Linked DNA regions of Homo sapiens: region 1 is linked to region 2. Evidence: read pairs that join two places in POLR2A ChIA-PET (ENCODE). Cell type or tissue: MCF 10A. All regions are shown on one strand. Links, peaks and the distances in the headings refer to the core of each region. The heading gives the core; the rest is flanking DNA.

Region 1 (4,394 bases), core at 76-4,075, 58 kb after region 2:
TGGCTACTAGGGTGAAGAATGAGAGGGGTGAAGAAGAGGAAGAAAAGAGGGAGGAAGGGGGGTGTCTGCTAGCAATGTGACCTTGCATCTGGCCAGGTAGGACTGTGCTAGACCCTAAGGAGGAAGGAGAGAAGGCAGCCTGTGTAGCCCCAGCTGTGGGCAAAGCACAGGGTACCTCAACACCTTTCCACCCTCCACTGCTCTCCTTACCCCCAAATCTCAGTCGCCATGTTTCTAGACTCTGATTGAGGGTAGTTATCTTTACTTCAGCTTACTTTATGTTAAGATGAAATATTTGATATACACAATGGAATATTATTCAGCCATTAAAAAGAACAGAATCCTGTCATTTGCAGCAACATGAATGGAACTGAAGGTCATTATTTAAGTGAAATAAGCCAGGAACAGAAAGACAAATATCACATGTTTCTCTCTCTTATGTGAAATCTAAAAAAGTGAACTTCATGGAGATTAAGAGTAGAATGGTGGTTACCAGAAGCTGGGAAGGGAAGAAGGGAGGGGAGGATGAAGAGAACTTGGTTAACAGGTAAAAACACACAGTTAAATAGAGGGAATGAGTTCTAGTATTCAATAGTACAGTAGGGAAATTATAGTTTACCATGATTTATGGTATATTTCAAAATAGCTAAAAGAGAATTATAATGTTTCCAACACAAAGAAAAGATAAATGTTTGAAGTGATGGATATCTCAGTCACCCTGATTTCATCATTACACGTTGTATACATGTATCAAAATATCACATGCTTCCCCTCAAATATGTACAACTATGATAGGTTAATTTTTAAAAATATAAAAAATGTATATTAACTATTGGAGGAGGCCCTAAGGTCTGCCTCTCTCAGCTCATAAAAGGGAGTGAGCATCCTGGGGGCGGTGGCTGGGAACCGCATCAAGGAGGAGGCAGGAGAAAGCTGCTTTCTTCCAGGCATAAAGGACCTTGCGTTTTCCTGTGTCAAAACACTGCTCTGCTTTTGGAAAGGAACCAAGTTCTGAAGACCTCTGTACCTGAGGACAAGTTGTGAAAGAAAAGGCAAGCCATGGATGGTTAAGGTGCTGTGTGTTAAACTGCCATCTCCTAACACCAGGTCCAGCAGCCGCAGCCAGACCGCCAGGAGGAAGGGTGTCCTCTGTGAGGGCCTGGATGGTCCCCCATGCTGCCAGGACCACACTTTGGGTCGCTGTGCCCTGCTAAGTAGGTCTATGCAAAACTATCCCCAAAGTCCAAAGAAGCTGAAAAGTTGAAAACAGAGGCTGACAAATCTAGTTTCTCAGAAAGAAACACTTAATAGGGACTTTACGAACAGAGGCCACATCTCAGGCAGCCACAAGACAAGATGGTGGATCCCTGCTCAGTTACCCCTACGACCCAGGGCTATGTACCATATAGAATTTGTCTAAGGGCAGGATGTATGGGAAATGTGTGTTTACAATAACATCAAGGTTGTTTTGACATAAGGGCAGGAGTTAAGGTAAGTACATGAAAGTAAAAATCTCAGAGGCCTTCCCTGAACTGGGGTTAATCAGGAGTCAACATGGCGGATGAGCATCCAAGATGGAGCTGCTTTTGTCTCCATGAGGCTGTGCCTGGCACCTGCTGAGGCCTTAACACAGATTTGTGGAGAACAAGGCAGAACTAGAGAGTGAAAGGTGGTGCAAGATAAAAATACACATCGCTTCTCCTCCCCAGAAAGCAGTTGCTTCATCTCCTTAATTCCTCCCAAGAGAGCATAAATTAGCTTGTAGTTTTAATCGCCTTGTATTCACTGTAACTCAGCAATAGAAAGCTCTGTTTGGTGGGAGCAGGGAAGCAAGGTCTCCATCCTTATCGGAGAGTGGCCTAGTTTCAAAAACAGGGGATCCCACAAGATCTTGGCACACACGGACGTGCAAAAAACACAGTTCAAAGTGTTCTTTGCTGTGTGGATGCGAGGGTTAGAGACAAAGCGAGGCTGCTTTGGCTGCCGCAGTGATGATAACCCCATGTACCAAAGTCTCCAGCTCTGATAGAGGAAGAAAGCTTCAAAGCTGTTTCTTGACAAGATTCTCTTGGCAAGATTCTCTTGGCAAGAAACAGAGCTGTGTTTCTCAATCGACTTTAATTCCTCTGAGCAGGCGAAGCCTGACCCTTGGTTTGCTAGTTCCATGTCAGATAGGAAGTGCTTATTCCACTTCAAAGCCAGAGGCACAAAATCCTATCTGGGGGAATAAACTGGTCAAGTGGCTCACTGCTGTGCCCTGAGGGCAGCTGCCTTGGCCTCAGCCCAAGGCCCAAAGGCTGGTAGGGGGTTGTGAGAGTGTGTGATAGCTTTTTTCCCCTCCAAATATTAAGGTTCATCCTTCATCAGAAGACATAATGTTTATTCATATAACTAAACAAAATATCACATTTTGAGAATGATTCCCAAGTTGGTATAAGGAAACTAATGTTCTTTGTTCAATCAAATCTGAAGTTTTCCTTTATTGTACATGAAACAATGAGTTCGAGGCTCCATTAATGTCTAAGGGCCATTGGCTTACTCCATCCAGCCCAGTCCATTACACTGAGTTCTGGTTGAATGCTTTTCTCTGAATTTGACACAATCTCAAATGGAGCTCTAGGCGGCTATTTACGCACCAGGATGCAGTCCCCCACCAGACATTATTAACTGCCAGTGCCTGGATCTTCCCACTTCCCAGCCTCCAGAACAGTGAGCAATAAATGTTTCTTATTTAAGCCACCCATTTTATGTTAGTTTGTTATAGCAGCCTGAGCTGACTAAGACAAGACATAATAATAGTATCTACATATAGAGTTATGGAGACAGTTAAATAGATTAATATTGTACACATAACTCAAGTGACACTGAGTCTTCTCCTTTCAACTAGTCTGAGCAGGTTATCACAAAGAACACACACACACAAGATAAAGGAGAAAAGGAGGCTACTTCCTTAAAATCTTCTTTAACCTAAATTTCCTCTCTCTTCAACAACTGCCCCATCTCTTTCCACAGCCCTCTTTGCCAACCTCCCCTTTTGCCACCAGTGAAAAATAGACTAAAGAGGTACAGGAGTTGATGTGGGCTGACTGCAACCTGTTAATCCAGAAGAAGTGGTTTGTTGGGATGGACTGAGGTGTGGAAGGTATAGATAAAAAGAAGTGGACCAATTTTAAAGATATAAAGGATGTAAAACTGATTAAACTGGTGACTGGGAATGGGGTCAAATATACGGTCAATCTTCCTTATTTGTGGATTCCATATTTGCAAATTTACCTACTCACTACAATTTGTTTGTAACCCTAAAATTAATACTCATGGTGCTTTCATGGTCATTTGCAGAAATGCACAGAGCCCTGAAAAATTTGAGTTGCTCAATGCACACATTCCTAGCTGAGGTGGAACAAGGTGGCACCCTGCCTGCTTGTTTCAGCTGTCACACTGCATCAAGTATCCTTTTCAAGGTCTATTTAGTTACACAATACATCTTTTGCCTTTTTGTGCTTTTTATTGGTGATTTTGCTGTTTTAAATGGCCTCTCAGAACAGAGCTGAAATGCTGCCTTTTGTTCAGAGCTGCAGAAAGGCTATGATTTCTCTATGAAGAAAATACCAGTGTTAAGCTTTGTTCAGGTGTTGATTATAGTGCAGTGAGTTCAGTGTTAATGAATCAACAATGTGTATTGAATAAGGTATCTTTAGACAGAAACAAATACACAGCAAGGTTATGTATTGATCAGTTGATAAAATTGTGATTAGTTGCACACAGGAACTTAACCCTTTATTTCCTCTAGGAGCAATGGTTTGGTATTCACTAATTCAGTGTTCATGGTGACTTTATAGAACATAACTACTGTGAATAAGGTGAATCAACATAACTTCCAACCAGTGTTCTGGCTTGAACAACTGGGTGGATATGGGTGTCATTTGCTGAGCCAGGGCTCACTAGGGGAGGACAAAGTTATTATGCAGGAAGACATGATAAAATCCTGGAATTTTCCCTGGGACTCCTGGACTTTATTTCGGTATCATAAACACCTTTGTAGCTGGAAAAGTCCCATCTTCTTCTGTGATGTTACCTGGATGATGTAAATCAAGAGCTACATTCAAGATACAGTTGCCCCCCCACTCAACTAATTTATGGAGAATACATTCCAAGACCCCAAGTGAATGCCCAAAACCTCGGATAGTACCAAACCCTATATACTACATATATATGATAAAATTTAATTTATAAATTAGGCACTGTAAGAGATTGGCAACAAGAAGAAGAGGAACAATTATGACAATACACTGTAACAAAAGTTGTGTGAATGTGTTCTCTCTCTCTCTTTCGAAATATCTCATTATATTTTGCTCGTCTATTTTTGGACCAAGGTTGACCATGGGTTACAGAAA
Region 2 (4,394 bases), core at 217-4,216:
GAATTTGCTGGATAGAGGAATGAATAAACGTAGCCCTTAAGCAGTGAGTTCCTGTCTCTCTCCTTCCTTAGTAAATCAGGTCATTGGGAGCATTTATCTTTGTGTCTCTGGTGCCCGTGCAGAAGCTGGCCCTTCACAGGCAGGCAAAGGTGTGTTTCACTCACTTGTTCTGACTATTCCTGAATTTGGATAACTCGTAGTCCCATGTCTCTCTGAGATTCTAACAGGACCCAGGGACAACCTATGGGAAGACAGGGGTAGTGTGGGAGTGGGGTTTCTTGGAAGCCCACCTTGCTGGGATGAGTGACTCAGGTTCTCCCAACTTTGAAGTTCAGGGCCCAGCTGCAGGCGGCCCCCATCCCGCCCTGCGCTAGAGGGCGTGTGTTGGGTGGAGGGGGCACACATGCCAAGGAGGGGCGGTGAACATTGGGTGCTTGGGAGATGGAAGGGTCAGCACAGTGCAGACATAAAAAACCAAATGGCAGAGCCCAGGAGAGAGCATTTGGTGGCAGGTGACACTCACGAGGATCAGAGTCTCAGCCCACTTGGCTCAGGTGCTCCGACCAGCCCCTCTGCTGACCCTGGCTCCGAGCCCTGTGACCTGGCAGTGACTTTCCTCTTCTTAGAAAAAGGAGGAGGGTGGCTAATTGAAAACAAACCAACTGCTTCTCCTCTTTCCTCAGCCCTCAGGAAAAGCATGTAATCATCTCCAGGATTTAGAGATCTTTTTCTTCTAAAGTCAAGGGAAACTTGTTGTTCACTCCAGCCATCTTATTGCTCCTGAATTGTGTGGTCTGAATCCTTGTCTGCTGGAAGCTTTGGACAACACACTGATCAGAGCACTAAGTTTGGAGTCCAAGCCGTGGTTCCCTGTGCCTCAGTTCTCCCACCCAGAAAGCAGTTGATCCCTTGGTCCAAGTGGCAATGATGCCCAACAGAACTTTCTGTGGTGCTATCCAGTATGAAAACACTCGCCACATGTGACTTTGCAGGATGGCTAGTGCAACAGAGGACCTAATCTTTAATTAAATTGACTCATTAATATTTGACTAACTGGACTGCACAGCTGTAAGGTTGAACCTGCTCTGACGTTACATCCCATTCCCACAAGCACACCCTTTGTCTCTCTAATTCTCATAGCCACTTTCTCCACAGAGGGATAACTTGGATTATATAGTCTATGTGAAGCCTTTAAATATGGGACATGGGTCAGAAAGGGCAGAATGCAGTGTCAGAAAGACAGCTTTCTTTGAAAGTAAAAGACAAAACTGAAAATGATGCACTGGGGAGGAGAGCCTTCCGCCCACCCCCTCTTCCCTTTCGTAATCCTGCAGAGACCACACGGTGTTGCAAATCAAAGTCTGCTCTCTGGCCAGATGCAGATAGGAGCAAAACTTTCATCTCTTTTCTTGCTTCTACATAGTGCTCCTTTTTGAACCTAACACCCTCCCAGCCTGCCCCTTGGATCTGTTCTAATAGCAGTGATTGGAGCTGTTGTGCTAGGACAGGTGGCTCCATGAGACAGGAGCTACCACGGTGCAGTGAGGACACCTGGGAGCGCCCAGAGCTCCGGGACACATAGGCTGAGAGCTGTGCTCTGGTGCCCATCATCCCTGCAGGCACTGCCGGCTCGGTCCCACCCAGCCCACCCCAGGGCTGCACAGGGTCCCTGTCCTGGGACACTGGTTTTCTACCCTCAGGCATGTTTGCTGATTCTCCCAGACCCTGGCCAGTATTTTTCTCCCAAAAGCCTTCCTGGCATACCCAGCTGGCACTGCCCTCTCCTTTCTTGGACCCTGCTGTGCAGCAACGTTTCAGAGTCATTCTGCACCTTCAGTTCTGCACTAGAGTCATTCTCCAAATATTTCTGTGCTATCTCAGCTAGATCAGAGCCTCCCTATAAGCAGAGGTTGAGTCATCTATTTCTTTTTTATCCACTTGTGGCACCAAGCTCAGACTTTGCTCTGCACTACTTACTCACCCAGTGCTTACTGACTGATTTATTGACCCAGAACCATGGCGAGAATGCAGTCAAGCTATTACCGTGAACTTCACAATGCAGGCACGTGAGCTAAGGTGACAGGGGTTGAACCCAGATTGCTCGCTGGGGCTTTTGTTCTTGCTCTGACTCTACTACCAGCTCAGGTATCAGAACACGCTACCCTATTCCCAGGGGCCCCTGTTTGGTTCAGACCGCACAGTCCCTGCTTTGCAGGGCTTCAGGGACCACACCAAGGAAGGCCACTGTGAACATCATAAATGGCACGCTGAATGGCACTCATTGTTAGTATAAAGTGCAGGTACGTTCTGTACAGTGAGATTAGACGGGTTACTCAGAGCCAGCAGCCGGGACACACCTGTTCTTTTTCTCTGCATCAAAAATCCCTCTTTTCTCTGCACACATTTCTTCTCTCCCAATTTCCACGAGGTGGCTAAGGGCCTTCCTGGACATTTCTTAGACTTCTTAGAAACTCATCTAGAAACTCCCTGATGGGTTTCTAAAATTATAAATTCACTGGCACTCAGCAAATCTACATTTTACATAAGAGAAAGTCAGCCTAGAATAAAAACTTGCCTTTTAAAAGCCAGCTTTTCTGCCACCACTTCCATCCCTCTAGACTGCTGTCTCTTGCCATAGATTCTCCCTCTGGACCCTTCTGGATGTCTGCCTCACCATGGAGCAGCCCTTGGACCCTCAGGCTGACTGAATGACTCATACCTGGGTCAGCCCTCTTAGAGGGACTGCTCCATGCCACTGCATAAACAGAAGAAAAGGTCGGGCGTGGTGGCTCACACCTGTAATCCCAGCACTTTGGGAGGCTGAGGTGGGTGGATCACGAGGTCAGGAGTTCAAGACCAGATTGGCCAACATGGTGAAACCTCATCTCTACTAAAAATACAAAAATCAGCCAGGTGTAGTGGCATGTGCCTATAATCTCAGCTACTCAGGAGGCTGAGGCAGGAGAATCGCTTGAACCTGGGAGGCAGAGGTTGCAGTGAGCTGACATCGTACCATTGCACTCTAGCCCAGGGGACATAATGAGACTCTGTCCCACACCCCACCCCACCCCCCAAAAAAACCCAAAAAGCAAAAAACAAACAAACAAACAAACAAAAAACAGAAGAAAACACCACAGTGGAAAGGCCTGTGAAAGGAAAATAAAATCTCGGGACTCCAAACTCACTATGCCAAAGGGAAAAGTTAAGCTTGGAAACTGAGTCATGCAAAAACTCCCTTCCTTTTGTTCCAAGACAGCTGTAATTTCGCAGGCTGACTTTCTCTTATGTAAAATGTAGATTTGCTGAGTGCCAGACTAATGCTTAATTGACTCCTCCGCTTTCTTTTCAGGTGTAAAATGTAGATTCACAGAGCCTCACAAGAATTGTAACCACTTGTCTCATTGCCTACCCTCCCTCCTTTTATTTTTCCTTTTTCTTCCCCTCCTGATTGCTCTTTCCCCTTTAAACACTGAGGTTCCCAAAACTCTATCTGGAAAAAGCATAGGATACAGATTCTACTGTGATTTATGTTTCTTTTTCTCTGGTGCCTCCTCAACCTTGGCAAAATAAGCCTCGAAATCAATTGAGATCTGTCTCAGTCACTGTGGTTTACAGACCCAACTCCTGCACTTAGGTAGTCAGGAGAGCCGACAGCACAGATTAGGGGCCTCCTTAGCTGATTTCGGTGACCACACCCATACCAATTCTCTGACTCCAACACAGCCTGGTTCGCAAGACTTCATTATCCTGTTGCAGACTTCTCAGCCACAATTGACACAGGCCAATGGGGCCTAAAGTTCTCCTTAGTTTTTCTGAAAGTATTAAGAAAGTTTGTGTAGAAAGGTAATGCACACAATTTCTGCATTTCTGCCCTGCAGTAAGGCTCAGAGCTTATGATGTTTAATTGTATGTGTCAACTTGACTGGGATAAGGGATGTCCAAAGAGCTGGTGAAACATTATTTCTAGGTGTGTCTGTAAAGGGTTTCCAGAAGAGACAGCATTTGAATCAGCCAGAGCAAAGAAGATCTCTCTCTCTCCATGTGGGAAGGCATCATCCAATCCAATGAGGGTCCATATGGAACAAGAAGGTGGAGGAAGGGTGAATTCTTTCTCTTCTGAAGCTGGGATGTCCATCTTCTATGGTATTCAGACATTGGAGCCCCTGGTTGTCCCTCAAACTCCCCTCAGGCCTTCAGCCTCCAGTTAGAGCTACACCATCAGCTCCCCTCGTTCTTAGGCATTTGAACTTGGACTGAATTACACTACTGGCTTTCCTGGTTCTCCAGCTTGCATACCGTGGGACTTCTCAGGCTCTATAACTGTGTGAGCCAATTTCCATAGTAAATCTGTTCTTTCATATATATACATATCTCCTACTGGGTCTGTTTCTCTG

Evidence for each region. ChIA-PET counts read pairs that join two places held together with the same protein. Peaks named below come from ENCODE experiments on the same cell type or tissue, not always from the same donor. Only the 100,000 strongest peaks of a DNase experiment are listed, where the experiment ranks them.
Region 1: POLR2A ChIA-PET joins it to region 2 with 5 read pairs; 3 of 35 experiments call an interaction of 5 or more read pairs at or near these places.

The regions. Positions count from the first base shown.
Region 1 is chr1:228,800,307-228,804,700 of GRCh38, reverse strand. No RefSeq gene overlaps it. Among named protein-coding and RNA genes, the nearest start is that of RHOU, 67 kb to the right of the region's middle. In MCF 10A, for the core only: no CTCF peak of the experiment used is centred there; no DNase peak of the experiment used is centred there.
Region 2 is chr1:228,858,899-228,863,292 of GRCh38, reverse strand. No RefSeq gene overlaps it. Among named protein-coding and RNA genes, the nearest start is that of RHOU, 130 kb to the right of the region's middle. In MCF 10A, for the core only: no CTCF peak of the experiment used is centred there; a DNase peak (open chromatin) is centred at 1,932.